4 separate regions of the Homo sapiens genome follow, and all the other regions are linked to region 1. Evidence: read pairs that join two places in POLR2A ChIA-PET (ENCODE). Cell type or tissue: K562. All regions are shown on one strand.

What was found. Peaks named below come from ENCODE experiments on the same cell type or tissue, not always from the same donor. Only the 100,000 strongest peaks of a DNase experiment are listed, where the experiment ranks them.
Region 2: POLR2A ChIA-PET joins it to region 1 with 6 read pairs; 7 of 35 experiments call an interaction of 5 or more read pairs at or near these places.
Region 3: POLR2A ChIA-PET joins it to region 1 with 6 read pairs; 3 of 35 experiments call an interaction of 5 or more read pairs at or near these places.
Region 4: POLR2A ChIA-PET joins it to region 1 with 6 read pairs; 2 of 35 experiments call an interaction of 5 or more read pairs at or near these places.

Annotation. Positions count from the first base shown.
Region 1 is chr22:23,248,572-23,253,571 of GRCh38, reverse strand. All of the region lies in intron 1 of BCR (BCR activator of RhoGEF and GTPase), which reads right to left. Among named protein-coding and RNA genes, the nearest start is that of BCR, 71 kb to the right of the region's middle. RefSeq lists an enhancer at 3,945-4,470. In K562, no CTCF peak of the experiment used is centred here; DNase peaks (open chromatin) are centred at 2,865, 3,907 and 4,679.
Region 2 is chr22:23,154,778-23,159,777 of GRCh38, reverse strand. It overlaps RAB36 (RAB36, member RAS oncogene family), which reads right to left. Exons shown (of 11, transcript NM_004914.5): 6 at 3,746-3,810; 7 at 1,735-1,786; 8 at 799-880; 9 at 525-615. It also overlaps a transcript of RSPH14 not described here. Among named protein-coding and RNA genes, the nearest start is that of RAB36, 12 kb to the right of the region's middle. RefSeq lists an enhancer at 3,181-3,786. In K562, CTCF peaks have their summits at 139 (motif pointing left), 2,758 and 3,238 (motif pointing left); DNase peaks (open chromatin) are centred at 1,907, 2,757, 3,280, 4,020 and 2 weaker places; H3K27me3 peaks cover 5,000 bases.
Region 3 is chr22:23,117,225-23,122,224 of GRCh38, reverse strand. The region is part of intron 4 of RSPH14 (radial spoke head 14 homolog); the gene reads left to right. The region is part of intron 2 of GNAZ (G protein subunit alpha z); the gene reads right to left. Among named protein-coding and RNA genes, the nearest start is that of RSPH14, 22 kb to the left of the region's middle. RefSeq lists enhancers at 1-213, 4,782-5,000. In K562, CTCF peaks have their summits at 982 and 2,442 (motif pointing right); DNase peaks (open chromatin) are centred at 1,617, 2,669, 3,013, 4,191 and 3 weaker places; H3K27me3 peaks cover 4,809 bases.
Region 4 is chr22:22,834,055-22,839,054 of GRCh38, reverse strand. It overlaps LOC105372948 (a long non-coding RNA gene), which reads left to right. Exons shown (of 4, transcript XR_938047.2): 3 at 393-486. It also overlaps IGL and the pseudogene IGLV3-7. Among named protein-coding and RNA genes, the nearest start is that of MIR650, 14 kb to the right of the region's middle. In K562, no CTCF peak of the experiment used is centred here; no DNase peak of the experiment used is centred here; H3K27me3 peaks cover 2,854 bases.

The DNA of each region.
Region 1 (5,000 bases):
CGTCTGCCCCTGGCAGGGGGTTGTGACTTAAGAAATGTATATTTGATCTTTGCATATCCCACCCTCTACTTTCCTGGCATGCAGGTCCTAAAACCCTTGGAATCTCCAAAGTAATACATGTCTTTATGTGTGCTAGTAAATGACAGGTGGCTGGGGCTCCTGGATAGCCTCAGGAAGGGGGCTGGTTGCCGGGAGAACCAACCACACGATTAGAGAGTTGGCACCCCCAACTCTCTGGGGAAGACCCACAGTTGAAGGTTGAGTTGATCACCAATGGCCAGTGACGTAATCAATCATGCCTACACAATGAGGGCTGTCCAAAAGGCCAGGGTTAGGAGAGCTTCCAGGTTGCTGAAAATGTGGCAGTGCCCCGAGAGGGCATGGAAGCTCTGCACCCCTTCCCACAGACCTTCCTCTGTGCACCTCCTCCATATGGCTGTTCCTGAGTTGTATCTTTGTATTAAAAACCAGTCAGCTAGTAAGTTATTTTCCTGAGTTCTCTGAGCCGTTCCAGCAAGTGATCAAACTCAAGGAGGGGGCTGTAGGAACCTCCAATTTACGGCCAATAGATAACCTGGACTTGCTACTGACACCTGACGTTAGGGGCAGTCTTCTGGAGCTGAGCCCTTAACAGTGGGATCTGATGCTAACTCCAGGTAGACAATGTCAAAACTGAGTTGAAATTGTAGGACACCCAGCTGGTGTCTGCAGAGAACTGCTTGGTGTGGGAAAAACCCCTACATTTGGTCACATAAGTGTTCTGCGTTGAGCTTGTGTACAGAGAAAACAGTTGGTTCTCCCCCATACAGGGGGGTTGGGTTGCTATAGAAAGGGGGACCCTGGCTGGGCACAGTGGCTCATGCCTGTAATCCCAGCACTTTGGGAGGCCGAGGTGGGTGGATCACTTGAGGTCAGGAGTTCGAGACCAGCCTGGCCAATATGGTGAACCCCATCTCTACTAAAACTATAAAAAATTAGGTGGGCATGGTGGCAGGTGCCTGTAATCCCAGCTACTCAGGAGGCTGAGGCAGGAGAATCGCTTGAACCTGGGAGGTGGAGGTTGCAGTGAGCCAAGATTGCACCACTGCACTCCAGCCTAGGTGACAGAGCAAGACTCTGTCTCAAAAAAAAAAAAAAAAGAAAAGAAAAGAAAAAGAAAGGGAAACCCAAAATGTTACCGTTACCGTCTTGATGTCAGGAACGGTCCTTGCACCTTGCACACCTGCCCATGGGGTCTGATGGGGTGAGGAGCACAGGCCAGCATGCTGGCTGGGGTGCAAGTTCTGTCCACCATGAGCAGCGAGTCCTACCATGCTATTCCGATGCCAGCCCAGGGAACTGGGGCTACAGGTTCCCCCATCCCCCAGTCTGGCCCAGCTTCTGGCTGAGTCATAGACCACCTTCCAGCAGGTCTGTCGAAATCCCAGACCACCCTTACCCCAATGTGAGTACCCGCAGGAGGACAGAGTGGCTTATCCTACAAGAGGCCCCCTGCCTGTTGGGACTATCTGGTTATACAGAGTAATTCATTCCTCCCAGAGGCACCTGGAGATAATCACTCCCTTCCTCCCAGGCTGAATGACAAAGCTCAACACGTGTTTCCAAGGCCTTAGCCATCTGGAGCTCCTCCATGGCCTGTTCTCAGCCTGAGTTTTCTAAGCCAGTGGACTCATCATGACCACTGTCAACCCACAAGGATCTTCTGGCCCAATCCATGGCTCATGTGAGGATCCCTTCTCCACTCCTTCCAAAGGGGGACTTTGAGGCCCATGGGACTTCTGAGAGCTCACCCTGATGGGGTGACGTCACTCTCACCATGAGTCACCTGTAAGCAGCCCTGCCCAAAGGTTACCAGCAGAGGTGACCTTGGTGTTCATTCAGGAGTTTACAACTGCCACCACACACACCCAGGCTGGGTGGGCACAGGGCTGCCCTCAGGCACTCAGAGCAACTGACCCAGCAATCCTGAAGTGGAGACTGTTGTCAGTCCTTTCCACGTGGAAGGCCGGGGAGAGCCGTGTGTCTGGAGTGATCTGCCACTAGCTGTGGGTGCAGGTGGCCGAAGTTCCGGCTTCCTTGCACACCTCTGCCTCTCCCTCTCCCAGGTTCTCCACTTCTCGTCCCACAGGACTCAGCACCCTCTAACAGGTGTCCTCAGCCCTGGCTGCACGTCGGCAACACCTGGGAGGCTTTGAAAACGATTTCACCGGGATCCACACAGACCTGCTGAATCCGAAGCTATAGGGGCTTCCTGGGGGAATCTAGCTGGCAGCCAGGGCTTAGACCTGCTGAGCGACCCCAACCCGGTGTCTAGCATTGCCGGCTGCTGACCTGCAGCACTGTCCCAGGTGATTGCACACAACTACTGGCTGCAAAGTCCGGGCCGGGTTCTGTCTCTGTGCGTGTTGAAAGGAGAATTCCAGGAAGAGGCTGGGTCTGGGTTGAGCATAGCAGCCAAAGTAGGAAGACCCCAAGAGCAAGGGGCACCCACCAAGTCCCTCAACAAGCTGTATGGAGGAATCTGGTCTCCTTAATCCATGGGACATCGAGGGGGCTCCAGGTACCAAGATCGCTATGTTGGTTATTAACGCTCAGTTCCTTTGGCCTTTGGGTGGGGGAAGTGAGCTGTGGTGTAATCCCTCAGAAGCGAGGCTCTGGCCCTCCCCATTGCTACCTCTCTGTGAGTTAGTCCAGGTCACTGAGGCCGCCCATGCCTCACCTTTCTTGACTTCATTTATTAATTTTAACAGAGACGTTGACTCGCTAAGGTGCCTAGGCTAGTCTCCAACTCCTGGGCTCAAGCAATCCTCCTGCCTCAGCTTCCTTTTTTAAAATCATGCATGTGAACTAGACAATGGATAAAGACCCTCTAGCTCTAAAATGCTACTGTCACTATTAGATGAAGGCCGTGCCATCCCCTTGGCCTCCTTTAACAACTTCCTCACCCTAGTCTCCCACCCCATGACCCTCCAGACTTGGCTTTTACATTAGCTTGGAATTGTCAGCGTCTACTAAATGTTCTAGCAGAGGTGTCCAAGTGCCCAAGGGAGAGAATACACTCATGGGTTCTTAGTTTTGTTTTTGGTCGGGCCAGCAAAGCCCCTTCCTCATCCCTCTTTTCCACTTATCACTAGAGAAAGAGACTAAAACCACAGCTTCAGGCTGCGAAACGTCTAAAACAAAACAAACAACAACAAAATAAGGTGGGTTAGACCAGCTTTTAACCAACGGTTTTGCTGTTTATCTGAAGACGATCTTAAGACATCAACACATTCTTCATCACTGGGTGGAGCACCTTTTATCTGAGTGCTTTCCGAGCCCATGACTACACTGACTCCCGTGTAAGGTCAAGTCAACACCGAGTAGGGAGTCAGCCCAGCAAGAACTTCGGGGTCAGATTCGGGGTCCCAGGGCTTGCTTCAGAGTAACTGTAAGACTCCACATGTGCGAAGCCACATGCTGGCTTAGCAACGTCCACGCTAAAACCTGGTGCAAGAATCAAGTGCCCGGTGAGGGTTTGCCTGCCTGTGTCCAGTGAGACTTTGAAGTGGACACATCACCCCGCCAGGTGAGACAGAGAGACTAGGTCTCACGGCCAGACTCTGCTGGGGAATTAGGACACTCCAAGTGGCTGAAACCCCAGCCGTTTCCCCCTCTGCAGAGATCTCAAATCAATGTCTGGGTGACTGATGCTTTTAAGTCTGGATTCCAGATGGCCTGCTCATCCCTGCCACGTTCCATATGAGGGCTTCAGCCCCTGCCTCAGCTCACCCAGATCACTCCAATCCATACTTGTTGCCCCTCATTCTGCTGACTCTTCCAGTCTGCTCCAAGGCAAATGATGGTGTGGGGAGGACTGCCCCTCAATTTCCTCATCCCCCCATTCTAACCAGCACACAGGAACCTGCTTTTTCAAAACGCAGTTTTTCACACCTGAGCTCCCCTAAGTACACAAAGCACCACCCCCCACCCGTGATTTTATTTTCAGCGACATGATCTTTCTGTCACCCAGGCTGAAGTGCAGTGGAGTGATCACAGCTCACTGCAGCTGTGAACTCCTGGGCTCAAGGGATCCTTCTAAGTAGCTGGGACTACAGGTGCATGCCACTATGCCCAGCTAATTTTTTTTTTTTTTTTTTTGAGACAGAGTCTTGCTCTGTCGTCCAGGCTGGAGTGCAGTGGCGCGATTTCGGCTCACTGTAAGCTCCACCTTCCGGGTTCACGCCATTCTCCTGCCTCAGCCTCCGGAGTAGCTGGGACTACAGGCGTGCGCCACCACGCCTGGCTAATTTTTTTTTGTATTTTTAGTAGAGACGGAGTTTCACCATGTTAGCCAGGATGGTCTCCATCTCCTGACCTTGTGATCCACCCACCTTGGCCTCCCAAAGTGCTGGGATTACAGGCGTGAGCCACCGTGCCTGGCCTGCCCAGCTAATTTTTAAAAACATTTTTTGAGAAAAAGTCTTGCTATGTTGTCCAGGCTGATCTTAAACTCTGGCCTCAAGCAACCCTCCTGCCTCGGCCTCCCAAAGTGCTGGGATTATAGGCTTGAGCCACCATGCCCAGCCAAGGCCCTTTCCTCTTGAGGATAAAGTACATTATTTGGCATTTTGAAAGCCACCATCTCCCAAGAGCCAGAACCAATTGGGAGGCCTGGCTCCTGCCCCCGTACCAGGAATACCCAGTGGAAAAACCTCTCTGGGCCGCCTCACCCTTGGCAGGACTGAGGTTGATGGTCTCATCAGCCACATCCTTCCTGCAAAGCTTTATCCAAGGCAGAACCCAAACACTAGAAGGTAGAAGGTGGGGGCATGGAATCTGGCTGCTGCTCACCTGAACCAGGAACCAGACTAGGAGTGGGGCTGGGGAGAGGAAGTCCAGTGCAGACAGCCCAGGGTTGGTGTGGAAGAGGGAGGGCCTAGTGAAATCTGAAACCCTCTTCTCTCCAGGCAGTTTGCTTAGCAACCCAACCCCAGAACTCTGCAAATCTATTCTTTCAT
Region 2 (5,000 bases), 94 kb after region 1:
AGCCACAGTGATACTGGGAAGGGATGGGAGCCCCTGTCACTGGGCCCTTCTCTATGCCAGGTGATGTCACATGCCTGGCATTTCAGGGCCAGAGGCAGGATAGTGCAGTGGTTACAGGTGAGGGTGTGTTTGGATCCTGGCCCTGCCACCCTGTGGCCCTGGAAGTTACTTCACAGGACTAAAATGGAACGTGCCTCATGAGTAGTTATGGGGTAGTTATGAGTAGTTATGGGGTTCTCCGGTTATGGAGAACAGGCCAGCACGGCATGACACAGGGTTGGGGTCACTATTCCCCCATCCGTGAGGCAGGCCTCCCAGCTTCCTTCTAGAGATGACGCAGCTCCTCTTAGGCAATGAAAGTGCTGCCAGGCACCAGCACAGCAGGGCTGTGATGCCAGTGTGCACCAGGGCCACAGAGGGAACAGACGACTGGCTACAGAGGGAAACACTGCATGGCAGGCCCCACAGGACTGGCCCAAGAGCAGGGCTCTGCCCCACCATGGTGACAGCCCTGGCCCACTCACCAGTCTTGGCCGACACTGACCAGTACTCGGCCTGCATCTCCCTGGCCAGGTGCACAGCGTCTGCTTCGGCCTGCTCACATGCGGCCCCTGACTGGGAGAAATGGCCCTTGTTGACCCAGCGTCCCGGCTCTCCTGCAGGGAGGCCCAGGGGGATAGGCAGCTGCCTGCTTCCCACTGTGCTGCCTCCCTCCCTCCCCATGGCTCCTCCAATGAGGGCTGTAAGGGGAGGCATTTTCCCAAGGGCCACCCAGACCACCAGTGCCACTCTGCTCACCAGAAGGTCCTTCTTGGTTCCCACGAGGAAGATGAAGCAGGAGCCTGCCTCGTTCTCCCTCAGAGCATCCTCCAACCACTGCCTGGAGTGTAAGGAGAGAGGCTGAGAGATTCACCCATCCTCCCACCCCAAACAGGGGGCAGAGGGCACACTTGGGACCTCCCCAGGGCTGAAGTGCTGGGCTGGGAGGGACAAGGAGGGCTTCCTGGCCCACACTGGCTGAGCAGGATGCTGCACCTCCAGCCGGAAGGGCGTTGGCTGGACCCAAAGGGGTGGGAATACCAGAGCACTGGCTGGAGGTGGTGAAGACCCCTCCTGGCCCCACCTCTGGCCTCTCCCGGTGAGACCTTGCATGAGCCCTGCATGTTTATCAACTAGAACCATCACCCCCGCCTCCCTCACGGGGTTTGGAAGTTGCTGGGTGTGAATGCCCCAGACCAAGGTAAGGTGAGAGGGCTTTGCTCTAGTAGCTGGCCGATTCCCAGCAGAAGTAGGATAGCCTCTTGAATGGGTCACATTGCCAATTCTCTCTTCTCAAGACTGCAAGTGCCAAATTCATGTCACTTCAAAGACTGGCTATACAGTTTTCAGGGCCCACAGTGAACTGAACACGTGGGGCACCTCATTCAAAAAGTATCCGGACTTGCAACATGGCAAAGGCAGTGTATTAAAGCAGGTTGGGGCCCCTCTGAGCACGTGCCTGGGGGTGGCTGTGCTGGGCTCACACTCATGTGCTGGCTCCTCCAGAATAGGGACAAATCTCAAGCGATAAAGGCAGTTGGACAGTAAGTAGTCCGTGGGCAGCTGGTTCTGACAAGGGGCCCTGGTCACTCACACCCACCACGGGGTCAGGGTCCACTGGCCAGGGTCTGGGAGCCCTTCCAGGCAGCTTCCTGAGCCCAGGGAGACTGCAGGGGCCAGAGAGCCCAGACTTACCTGGTATGCTCCAGGGTCTGCACGTCAGTGAGGTCAAAGGCCGTGATGATCACTAGACACCCGGAAAAAGCCAACAGCCAATCAGTGCCAGGCGAGGCGAGCAAGGGGGCTCCCCAGGAGGTGCCCAGCTCCCAAGGAACTGCCAGGGCAGCCCCCCAACCAGGCACTCAGCACCGGAACCTCCTACAATGAAGGCTGAGGAGGAAACACCCCATGGCTGTCCCCCACCGGGACCCTCCAGCCTGCACCCGGCAGCCCAGCCTCAGTGTGGGATCCAGGGAGGCAGGACAAGGTAGGCGTGGAGCGAGCGCATGGGCTTTAGCGTCAGACACCCTCTGCCACTTACGGCTAAGGGAGCTCAGGTGAGGGCCTTAACTGCTGAGAGCCTCAGTTTTCCCACCTGTAAAATGGCGAGGACGAGACCTGTAGCTCTCAGGGTTGCTGTGAGGATTAAACAAGAGCAGCTGTTTTAAAAAGCTGTTAGTCGCCAGGCGCTGTGGCTCATGCCTGTAATTCCAGCACTTTGGGAGGCTGAGGCGGGTGGATCACTAAGTCAGGAGATCAAGACCATCCTGGCTAACACAGTGAAACCCCGTCTCTACTAAAAATACACACACACAAAAAAATTAGCTGGGTGTGGTAGCCGGCACCTGCAGTCCCAGCTACTCGGGAGGCTGAGGGAGGAGAATGTTGTGAATGCGGGAGGCGGAGCTTGCAGTGAGCCGAGATTGCGCCACTGCACTCCAGTTTGGGCTACAAAGCGAGACTCAGGCTCAAAAAAAAAAAAAACCTGTTAGTCCAGGGCCAACTTTCATTTCAACCAACAGCAGCTACAGCAGTGATGGTTAGCAACAACCTGCTTTAGCGAAACAACTTCCGGGGAGCCAGGTGGGCAGAAAACCGGGAGATGCAGCCTGGGCCCTCAGCTCCTCTCATCACTGGCCGCACCCCGGTCCTGTTGGGGTCCTGAGGGGAGCCCTATGTGGAGAACATTCCAGGCAAATGCTCTCTACTGCCCCCAGGGGTGTGACCAGGGCCGGACAGGGGCTTCCTCTGCACCTTGGCTGAAGGCTACAGGGAGACCCACGCCCCTCCCAAGGCAGATGGGAAGAGAAAGGAAGGGGGAAACTGAGGAAAGGGATGACGGCAGCCAGGCTGCCATGTGGAGAGGTGGGCCAGGCGCCTCGCACCTCTTATTCCCAGGGGAGAAGCATCCTTTCAAGGAGAGGCCCGAAGAGGCGAAGGGTGCAGGAGGCCATGCGACCAGGGCAGAGCTGGAGCTCCAACCCACGGCTGAGGGCTGCCTGGTTTGTTTCCTATTTTTGCTTCTTTTAAGTCTAAAAGAAAATGTTGTAACTTTTTCACCACTACCGAGTAGACATATCGGTGCCTTATAATTTGAGTCTGGTTTTGGATACTTTTGAGGTTCTCTCACATCTCCCACTGAAATCCATTTCTGTCTTCTTCCTGGGAAGGTGGGGTAGGCATCCGGAGCTTATGCTGCCGCCCCCTGCTGACGGTGAGCCCTGCCCAGCACCACCTGGCTGCCCTTGGCCATGGAAGTGGTGAGCATCCGGCCCTGCTGGCCCCCACCTGGGGCCTCCCAGTCCTCCCGTGGTCCCCCTTTCACTCCTACTCCCTGGCCCAGCCCCCTCTGCTAAGACAGGACAAGCCTCCTCCGACCTCCCCCTGGAGTCCAGTGCTGCCCTTCTCTGAGCCTCTGGAAAAGCACTTTCATCTCTGAGCATCTTTATGAGCTGAAACTGGGGCTGAGACTTAAAGCCAGCACCCACTACCACAGGGTCCTTAAAGGGTGTGATCGCCAAAGTCAGCCAGTGCCTGGGGATGAAGGCAGCTTCCCTGTTCCCAAGCAGTGGCCTGGTGTTTTCTCAGTGGGTCTTGGAGGACAAAAAACTGGTGCCTGTGCAGAGAACTCGGGATTCCCACTGTGGAGCCCGGCAGGGACCCCGCTGCTGCATGCAGTTGAGCCCCGACGTGGCATGTTGCTCACCCTGGGCACCCCGGTAGTAGGCAGATGCGATGCACTTGAACTTCTCCTGCCCAGCTGTGTCCCAGCTGTGAGGTGGGTGAGAAAGAAAGGGAAATGGTGTCAGGCTACACAATCACAGTGTCTTGAGCCAACAGGCTACGGGACCATGGGTGGGAGACCCTAAGGGCCTGTGCCAGCTGCATGGGCTTCAGGAAGTGCCTGTTGTGAGCCAGATGTCCCTACCCCCAGCTCCTTATGATCTCTTCCTAGGGTGCCCCCAGTGGACTTCTCTCATTCCTAGTGGATGGGGGTGTGTGGCATTAGTTGTTCTGCTGCCTGGATGGATGGAGTTGCAGCTCACTCCCTTCTGACTGAGACATTAAAATGGAACATACGGCCCAAGACATGACTCGCTCTGAAGATGTAGCAGTCCACTTGTAGAGAAGGCTCTGTGAATGGCACTGGGGCTCCAGGCGGGGCCTCCAGCAGTGGCTCTGCCACTTGGTTGGGTGATGGGTGTGACTGGGTCATTGCTTCACCTTCCACACTGCAGGTCCCAAAGTAGGAGTTGGAGATACCTAACACTGGAGCAATAGGTGGGTCTCAGCAGTTAGCTCCAGCTCTCTGGAGCACAGTAGTGAGAAGAAATTAGAAGCAAAGCCCTGGCTCCATGGAAAAGAGTACAACAATCGATTAATGATGTCTGCCATGGGCACAGTCTAGAAGAGGGGAAAGAGCACCTACTGAGATCTACCTGCCCTGGCTTAGAACAAGGCAGGTAGTCACTATGCAGGGCTGAGTCGGAAAATTGTTCCCCAATCCATCGCTTTTTGAGGTCAACTGATCAAAATTGAACTTTTCTCAGTAAACTGCAAAGTAGACAAGTCACAAACAAGACATCTATGGTCTGATTTTTTTCTTTTTTTTTGAGGTGGAGTTTCGCTCTTATTGCCCAGGCTAGAGTGTAATGGCATGATCTTGGCTCACTGTAACCTCTGCCTCCCAGGTTCAAGCAATTCTCCTGCCTCAGCCTCCCAAGTAGCTTGGATTACAGGCATGCACCACTGTGCCTGGCTAATTTTGTATTTTTAGTAGAGATGGGGTTTCTCCATGTTGGTCAGGCTGGTCTCGAACTCCTGACCTCAGGTGATCCACCCGCCCTGGCCTCCCAAAGTGCTGGGATTACAGGTGTGAGCCACCATGCCCGGTCATGGTCTGAATTTTTTTCAAGTGATCCAGTATGACACAGAAGTTTGGGCTTCATTCTTTCATTAAT
Region 3 (5,000 bases), 130 kb after region 1:
TGCTCTTGTCTGACTCCCCAGTTCACCACTTCCCTGCAAAATGAATAAATTCTAACTTCTAAAAGGAGTAACTACCTGGAATTTGCTGCTGGCAAAAGCTACCCCTGCTTCTAAGATAAACTCAATGAGCAAAATATCAAAAATCTGGAACCAATCTGGCTTAGATCTGATGCTTTGGATTTAAGAACTTTTCTGGCCAGGCGCCGTGGCTCACACCTGTAATCCCAGCACTTTAGGAGGCTGAGGCAGGTGGATCACAAGGTCAGGAGTTCAAGACCAGCCTGGCCAACACAGTGAAACTTCATCTCTACTAAAAATAAAACAACAACAACAAAATTAGCTGGGCATGGTGGCAGACACCTGTAATCCCAGCTCCTTGGGAGGCTGGGGCAGGAGAATCACTTGAACCCGGGAGGTGGAGGTTGCAGTGAGCCGAGATCATGCCACTGCACTCCAGTCTGGGCGACGCAGCGAGACTCTGTCTCAAAAAAAAAAAAAAAAAAAGGAACTTTTCTGACTAGACTACATCACCAGTGACCGTGGTAATGCAAGTGGTAACTGCAGCTGGTAGTGATGACTCAGGCACGAAGCAACAGCATCACCAATGACTGCAGTGACAATGACGCTGGTAACCACAGCTGGACACGAGCTGCCAGTCTGTTCTCACATCTGCCCACTCCTGTTTTACAGATGAAGAAACTGAGGCACAGAGAGGCAGGATATGTGCTCCAAGCCCCACAACCAGGTGCTCTGGCTTGCTGCTCCTACAGGGTGGGCCCAAAGGAGGCTGCCTGAGGGCAGGGGTGCCCAGGAGGATGCTGCATAGAAACCCTGCTCTCCAGAGCCCCTGAGTTCTCTGAGGAACAGCTCTGGCAGCATCTGTGCAGAGAAAGGAAGGATACCCAGAGGTACCCGTCATTACCCTGGAACCCTGCACTCCACCTGGAAGACTGTTTTTCCAAACCAATCTTGCTCTTTCTTTAGAATGAGCTTCGGAATAACAGGAGTCCTGAGGAGTGAGCAGCCTCAGGTCTGGGGATGGGGGTGCTGGCCTTTCTGCAGAGACAAGCAACACACAAGATCTCATCCCCAGCAGAGCAGAGAGGAGCCAGCGCCTCCGCAGTGAACCTGGCTGCACATTCCCAAATGTGAGATAAGTGGTGGTCTAGGAATGTCACATTCTGCTGAGGGAGTAATTAGCTCTAATGGATTCCTGGAAGCCACATCATAGAGGACTGTGGTAACAGAGCTGTCATTTCTCATAGAAATGATGCTGTAATTGGGGGCTATGCTTCTGACCCCAAATTTTGCATCAGTTAAATAACAGATATGACCATTAGCACGTATTATTAATTTACTGAGCAAACACTTGCTGAGCGCGCCCTGAGTCCACATCAGCTCTCATGCCAGGTGATGGAGCTTGAGGTGGGAGTCCTGGGGCTGCAGGAATAGAGCCAGGCAGGGATGGCAGGGTCCTTTTGGGGTAGGGGGCTTCCTCCGGGGTTGGGAAGGGCGTGATCTGGCCACCAGCAGGGTATGGACCTGGGGGTTCAAGGGTGAGGGGACAAGCACAGAGTGGGTGCTAGGCCTGGGTCTGCCTCTCTGAGCCCTGATGGGTCACTTGGGGATGACAGTTGAGATGGTTTTAATACCCAGCTTAGCCCATCACCTCCTGGGCAGGCAGTGGAATTTAGGTAAGAGGAGGAGCAGGAGGGCCACCTCACTGATGCGGAAACAGTTCACGTGTACTGGTCATCTGAAGCCTCAGATCTAAACCAGACTGGTCCTCTGCAGGGCACCTGTGTGTAGGGAGAGCTCAGCTGGCAGCAGTGGGAGGGGCCGATAGACCACGTGGACCCCCTCTCTCCAAGGCCAAGGCAGCCACTCTTCTTGTCCAACGCCATGAAACACTCCTGACTGTGGCCCCCGTGAGTCCTGGGGTGAGTCAAGCTGTCCCAATGCACTAGGAGCCCCTTCCATGGTGTCTAAACTGCTTCCCTGCTGATGCCTCTCAGTGGACCTTGGGGACCCTGGACACCTCTTTGAGCCTCCTGTTCCTGACTTAGAGGTCATGGAAACTCAGGTACTTATCTCACAAGGCAGCTGGAGGTGGGCACGGTGCCTCACAGTACACTCTTATCAGGATTCCGCCACTGCGGCAGCCTCATCAGGACAGACAAACATCTCCCGAGTGTGGGCCCTTCCCTCAGCTCAGGCCCCTGCTTGTGCCCAGGACTCCCCTTGCTTTGCAGGCATTTCAGGCTCAGGCTTCCTGGTTTCCTCTATTCCTTGAGACAAACCATGGGAACCACACTGACTAATATTTAGTGGGCACCGAGGAGATGATGGGCCTCAAATAATAACAAAATCTCTGTGTAGACGCCTGGTTTCCTGGTCTTGTTTCTTGGCTGGGCCCTGTCTGGCAGGAGTCAGGAAAGCCTGCAGGAGGCACCAACCACATACCTCACTTCCGGGCTCAGACAGGAAGCTTCAGAGCGTGGGAAGCACCTGAGCTTGCCGCCTCACTCCATCCCAGCGTCCCTGACGCAGGCTGAGCCTTCACTGCACATGGGCTCCACCCTAGTAGGAGGTGAAGCTTAGGAGATGGTGGGTGCCCATCCTGTAATCTTTATAGAACAGGAAGGCTATAAAGAAGGTCAGAGGGCCCAGCATGGGACAGTGTGGTGCTGGCAGTGTGGTGCTGATGGACCAGCAAGTGAGGCAGGAGCTGCATCGTGGGTTTGTTCCTAGACCAGAGGCCTGCAGCTCTCAGAGATGGGGGACAAGACAGAGCGGGAGGCTGAAGAACCACAGACGGTTACAAAGTCAGGACCCTGACCAGCTGAAGTTGATGAGAGGAGGCCAAACCTAGAGAAGAGCCTCATATTTGGGTCTGAAAGATCAACTGCAGAGGAGGCAGTGGGGAAAGGTGTTGCCAGGCCAGAAGCCCAGTCTTGTCCTCTGACCTAGTGCCCAGCCTGGGCCCTGGTGCTTGCCTGGTGACCTCGGGAGCCTGTGTCACAGCGGTGCCTGCACTCTTGCAGCCTGGAGTGCAGACAGGTGGGCAAAGCGGCATCCTGACACTCAAATCACCACCACTGAAAACAGAGCCGTCTATTTGAAGCTGTAGCTCTGGAAACTGTGACTCAAGCATGCATATGGGAAGCAAGAAGCCCCAGCATGCCTTCTGCTGGCCTCCAGGGCCTGGCCTCATAGCCCTCTGACCTGTCCATGCTCTGCTCACCCTGCAAAACATGACTGGCTGTGCCTCCTGCACCCATCTGGCCTTTGTGGGCTCCCCTGGGTCCTCCTGCCCTTGGTGGATGTGGCTCTGTTCTCCTTCCTGGCCTGGCCTGGCCTGCATGGGGTTTTGCCCTCCCTGGCCTGGCAGGGTTAAACATTGTCCTGCTGCAGCCCACCTGTGGGCCACTGGGGTAGAGCTGGATGCAGCTTTGGAGTCATGTGGCCCTGCCCCATGGTAGTGCATCACCCCCTTGTCCTGCAGTGACTTCCTCCATCAGCCTGACAGACCCTGGATTCAGAGGAGCTGCCTCTGCCAACCATGACCCCATGGCAAGGGGGAGGGCTCCTCACTTCACATATGGGGCCCAAGGCCTCAAGAGGGGCTGACTCCCCAGGGTGCAGTTGAGAGCCTGGTATTTTCCAACTGCCACAGTGTCCTGTTCTGGCAAGAAGCCCTCCTTGCCTTCACCTCTATGGCTGCCAAGGCAGCCGCGGGGGGTGGGGCGGGGCGGGGAAGAGGGAGGCAGAAACACACCACCATTCACTGCTGTGATGCCAGCCCAGGGCTCCAGTGCCCATCCTGCTCTCTCCAGGGCCTGCTTACCAGCAAGATGGCGCCTTCTAGGAGGCTGGGGTTTGTCTGCACATTTATTTATATAAATAACACGGAGCAGACAGTTCCTGTGAGAAGCTTGTGCAATGGTGGGAATCTCACTGCTTGGCGTCGGGGAATGGTGAGGTGATTTGTAACCAGGCCTTCAGCCACCAGGCAGCTGGATGCAGTCCCTGGGGTGGTGTGGAAGTCATTTCCTGGCCATTTGTGAGAAGAGAGCTCCTGCTCAGACAGGTCCAAATAGACTTGCCATTGTGGAAGGGACTCTGCCCCAGGCCGTGGCTTTCTCACTACAGCAGGGGAGCTGACAGCCCATCCCTAAGGGGCTTCCAGCTTGCTGGCCTGCGGGTCTGGGGTATTTCCCCTGAACGTGGCTGCCAGACTGCTGGCCAGACCAGGTCCGGCACCTGGAAGGACATTCCCAGGTCAGCGGCCGGGGCAAGGTAGGGAGTGGAGAGGAGCCTGCGCCTGGTTAGTTGTGGGGGTGGTGAGGCCTCTCACTCCTGATTCTCCACCAAGGTTCTCCTGGTGACACAAAGGGGCAGATGTCCCTGGCCATGAACACAGGGTCTGGGGTTTACTCACTGCCGGTGCATGCTGCACCTTGGACAAGTCATTTCCTTTCTCTGGGCCTCAGTTTCCTCATCTGTACAATGCTGGGACTGTTGTGAGAAGGCACAAAGGTGCTGACACGGGAAGAACCCCAAGCTGCTGGGCCTTGCCCTGTGGCTACCACTGGCACCCCAGTGGGCCCTCTCCACGCCACACCCACTGTGATTCGCCTTGGCACTGGGACGTCCTCTCACCTGCGAGGTCTCATCGGAAGACCTGCTTCCCTCTGTCCCAGCATGAGGCAGCTGAGGGAAGGCTACCCAAATGCAGGGCCAGCTCAGCCGGACGGAGTGGGAGAGGTCTCGATGCTGCAGATGGGGATTCAGCCAGCAACACTTCTTTGCTGGCCACAGGGCCCAGGTCAGCCTGGCTCTTTGGGAGGCTCCTGTGGCCCCTTAGCCTGGAGATGCAATGGCCGATGTGATGAATGGTGGATGTGTTTCCATCCCGCCTGCAGCCACCTGGACCTTACTTAAAACATACCGTGTCGGCACCTCTGGCTCAGCCCCTCTCATTCCCCATCAGGCCAGTC
Region 4 (5,000 bases), 410 kb after region 1:
TGCCTGGAAGGCTGGAGGGAAGGGCAGCCTGGGGGTCTCAAATCTGAGTGAACTGGGCCAGACCTGCTTATAGCTCTGACCACTGTCCTCCTGAGGTTGGAGGGGGAGGGTGACATAGGTGGGAAGGGGTTTGTGTCTCACTTTCCTGTCTGCCTGTGTCACTGTGAGATGAGTATCAGTGCTGTCTCATGATTGACAGTAATAGCCTTGTTTCCAGCCTGGGGCCCATTGATTATCAGGGTGGCCATGTTCTCTGATATGGAGTCAGAGAGTTGTTCAGGAATCACTGAGTGCCAGTTGCTGTCACCATAGATTACCAGCACAGGGACCTGTCCTAGCTTCTGCTGGTACAAAAGTTTGCATAAAAGTATTCTATGCTGTCTCCCTGGTAGGTGATCCTGGCCCTCTGTCCCAAAGCCACAGACGCTGCAGGCAACTGAGTCCGCTCAGAGGAGGCCACTGAGCCTACAAGATAGGACAGGAGAGGTGAGTCTGAAGATGAGGGTCTCATTCTCAGAGCCCCACACACTGCGTCACTCCCTGTGCTGAGCTGAAGGTCAGGGCCAGGCTGATCCCTAGTCTTATGGGGCTGAGCCCTGGAAGGCAGAACCTGTGCCGACAGCAGGAAGGGTGAGTAGAGGAGAGGGATTCAGGTCATGGTGGAGATGCATCAGAGTTCTGCCTCTGAGTTCATAGCTAGACAGTGGACTTCCTGGGCCCTCATCACAAAAAGAGAAGTCTCTTCATAGAAACCTGCTTCTCTTCCTGTTGTGGCCTTGTTGGGTGACTCCTTGGTGAGCACAGAAGGACAGGGCTTAATAGAGAGTGTAAAAATGTGCCCTATCTCCAGGTCTGTATCCAGTTTCCTCACACTCTCCCTAGTATTGAGTGAGGAAGTGCTGCCCGCACCATATGCACACACACATCTCAGTTCATGTCTCAGGTATTCACAGAGGTAGGCAAGAACTCAGTCATCTTCTCTATTGATGTGAATATCCGTGGAAAAGGAAGCTCCAATGTAAATTCATCGTGGACCCTGAAGATTCTTTAGCTCTCACAGCCCTGTCTTGACCATCTAGCATCTGGTCTGGGTAGCAGGGTTGGGTTGATCTTGAAGCAGGAGATTGTAGGAACAGGGGCCATGCTGGTGTTTGGGAGGCCAGAATTCCATGATGAAACTCAGTGAAATTGCTCAGCCATCTCTCAGATTTATTTTTTATTTATCTGTTTTTTTTTTTTTTTTTTTTGAGACGGAGTCTCGCTCTGTCACCCAGGCTGGAGTGCAGTGACGCGATCTCGGCTCACTGCAATCGCTGCCTCCCGGGTTCACGCCATTCTCCTGCCTCAGCCTCCCAAGTAGCTGGGACTAAAGGCACCTGCCATCATGCCCGGCTAATTTTTTGTATTTTTAGTAGAGACGGGGTTTCACCGTGTCAGGATGGTCTCAATCTCCTGACCTTGTGATCTGCCCACCTTGGCCTCCCAACGTGTTGGGATTACAGGCGTGAGCCACCGTGCCCAGCGATACTATTATTTTTATATTAAAAATGGGAGAAAATCGGCTAGGTGCGGTGGCTCACGCCTGTAATACCAACACTTTGAGAGGTCGAAGGGGGCAGATCATGAGGTCAGGAGATCGAGACCATCCTGGCTAATACTGTGAAACCCTGTCTCTACTAAAAATACAAAAAAATTAGCCGAGTGTGGTAGCGGGTGCCTGTGGTCCCAGCTACCCAGGAGGCTGAGGCAGGAGAATGGTGTGAACTCGGGAGGTGGAGCTTGCAGTGAGCAGAGATCACGCCACTGCACTCCAGCCTGGGCGACAGCGAGACTCTGTCAAAAAAAAGAAAAAAAAAAGGAGAAAATCTTCAAGATCTATGTCTATGCAAAGAATTCTTAGACTTCACCAAGTACACAAGTCATGAAATGAAAGACTGATAAATTGAACCTTAACAAAACCATCAATTTTTGCTCTGCAAAAATCTCTCTTGAGAGGATGTGAACAGAAGCTACAGACTGGCATTAAGTATTTGCCAATCACATATCCAGTAAAGGACTAGTATAAAAAATACATAAAGAACAGTGAAAACCGGCCGAGTGCATTGGCTCATGCTTGTAATTCTAACACCTTGGGAGGTTGAGCAGGGAGGATTGCGTGAGCCTAAGGAGTTCGTGGCCAGCCTGGGCAAATAGGGAGATCTTGTCTCTACAAAGAAAATTCTGTAAACGATTAGTGAGGCAGTGTGTGTGCGTGTTGTCCCAGCTACTTGGGAGGCTGAGGCAAGAGGATTGCTTGAGTCAGGAAAGTCCAAGCTACAGTGAGCTGTGATTGCATCACTCCACTCCAGGCTGAATGACAAAGTAAAATCCTGTCTCAAAAAAACAAAACACCCAACACTGAATACCAGTTAAGAGCAAAACAAAAGACAATCTAATTAGAAAATGTGCAAAGGGCACAAACGTGATCAAAGAGGACATACAGATGGCAAATAAGCACAGGACAAGGTGATCATCATTAACGATCAGAGACACGAAATTTTAAAAAATGGAATATCACTACACACCTATCACAATAGTTACCTAAAAAAAGAGTAAAAACACACAATTCCCAAAGAAGCAGAGAAATTTGATCATTCCTTCATTACTGGCCAGAAAAAAATGTTACATTCACTTCAGGAAACAGTTTGTCAGCTTCTCAGAAAACTAAAGACCTAATTAGTGTATGACACAGCAATTATAATATTGGACCTTCATTTCAAAGAACTGAATACTTATGTTCACAAGAAACATACAAACTGATGTTCGTAGCACCCTCAGGTGTAGTAGCTCCAAACTGAAAACAATCCAGATACCCTTCGGTGGGTGAGTAATTCATCAGGTTTTGTTAAACTAATACCAAGAGATACTGCTCAGCAATTGAAAGGAACTGACTATTGATACACACACCTTTCCAATGACTTTATAGGGAATGATGCTAAGTAAAAAATTCCAACCCCAAAGTCTGTCTACTACAATAGGGTTGTATTTGTATCACGTTTTTGCAAGACAAAATTTTAGGAATAGGGAACCAAATCAGTGGTTGCCAGGGTTGGGCAAGGGAGGGAACTGGGTGGGAGGAGGTAGATATTATCAAAGGGAAACACCAGGAAATGTTGTGATGGACCTGGTTTGTGTCTTGATTGTAGTGGTGGATACCTGTGCTGATACATGTTGGGAAATCACACAGAATGGAATGCATAGACACACATGCATGCATATAAACTCATACAAATACATGAGGAAATGTGAACCTGAGAAACCTGAATTTTAAAAATGCAAAGATTTGATTAAATATTTCACCAAAGAAGACATACAAAGCACAGATAAGTACCTGAAAAGATACTTAGCATAATAAGTCATTAAAGAAATAAAAGTTAAAAACATAATTAGATATCGCTACAGCTCTATCTGAAAGACTTTAAGGAAAAACTGACAATATCAAGTGCTAACGAGGATGCACACACATTGAACTCTCATAAATGGGGGGTGACAGGTCAAGATCCATGTCCTTTCCTGGGGCAGAGCCCGGTAAGGGAGCACAGGGCACAGTGAGACACTGGGACACGGTCATCTCAGCCTGGCCACTCTCTCAGGGTCCTTCTGCCTGGGCTGCTCTGGTCTCTCCTAGTATGGTCCCCACAGACTGGTGTTGAGGAGACAGAATGATGAGTTGTCAAAATGGCCTAAATCATGGCCTGCATCTGCCTCTGCCTAGGGGTGTCTCTGCAGGAGGAGAGTCAGAAGTCTCAGGGACTTGGAAGGGGACATGTGACTGCTGACTCTGAGTCCCTGAGGAGAAAGGGGAGGTGGGGGGTTTTGGCCTCACTTTCCCTTTGTGTCACTGTGTGTGGCTCACCCATCCTGGCCATCAATCTTGTGGCTCTCTCCATAGTGATACTCAGCCTCGTCCTCAGACTGGAGGTTGGACATGGTGAGGGAGCAGTCAGCCCCAGAGCTGGAGCCCGAGAAGCAATTGGGGATCCTGTCCTCCTTTCTGTGTCTGCCATCGCTGTGAAACTTCATTATATACTAGGGGGACCTCTCTGGTCTCTGTTGATACCATTTGATGATGTAGGTACTGTGCTCACTGCTCAGGGTGCAGGTGAGCTTGACTGAGGCTCCCAGTGAGGCAGATGCAGACGGGGGCTGAGTTAGCACAGCCAGAGCACAGAGACCTGGAAACATAGAATTTCATGAATGATGCCGAATGCTCGGGAGAACTGGAAAGAATGCCCCTGAGGATTGGAGCTTGTGGAGAAATAGCAGTGAAAGGGTTTCCCTGAATTCCCTGGATGTTCTGACCTGTGGAGAAAATGAAGGGCAGGAGGTAGAAGGAGACCCAGACCGTGGTGGGAGGGACTTCCAAGAGCTCTGCTTGAGGCTGCCCCGTGGAACCTGGTTACAAGGACTTCTTGTGTTACCCTCTTCTTGAAGCTTGTTGGGAGGAGCTTTGAATGTCAATTTGCTCTCCACTTCCCAGCATGTTTATCTGAGCTCCTGTCTGAGCCGTTAGCCTGGAGACTTCATCTTGGCAATTTCCCATGTTCAGAAGAAGGACCAGGTGGGTGTCACAAGTACAGAATAAATTTTACACAATAGAAGGGGCCTCAAAAAAAGCGTCAGTCATTCCCTTTGCACTTGAGCACTACCAGGGGACTTAGAGTCATTAGAGTCCCCAAACCAAGGCCCACAGTCCCTTCTAGGGCTCAGAGGTAGAAAGCCATCCTCCATGTACCACTAGTTCTTTAGATATCTATGCCGTATATTGTTTTAGACATTAGTTGAGATGATACCATGTATAATTTGAGATAACGCTAAAGGCATGATAGGTTAATGACCTACTCAGAAATCCGTGAGGTTGATTGTGTGGATCCAGTACCCTGGATTCTTTCCCTTGAGATCCTGTTAAGAGGTCCCCTGAGAACACTCCAGGAGTCCAGGGACTTCCAGCAAGAAGCAAA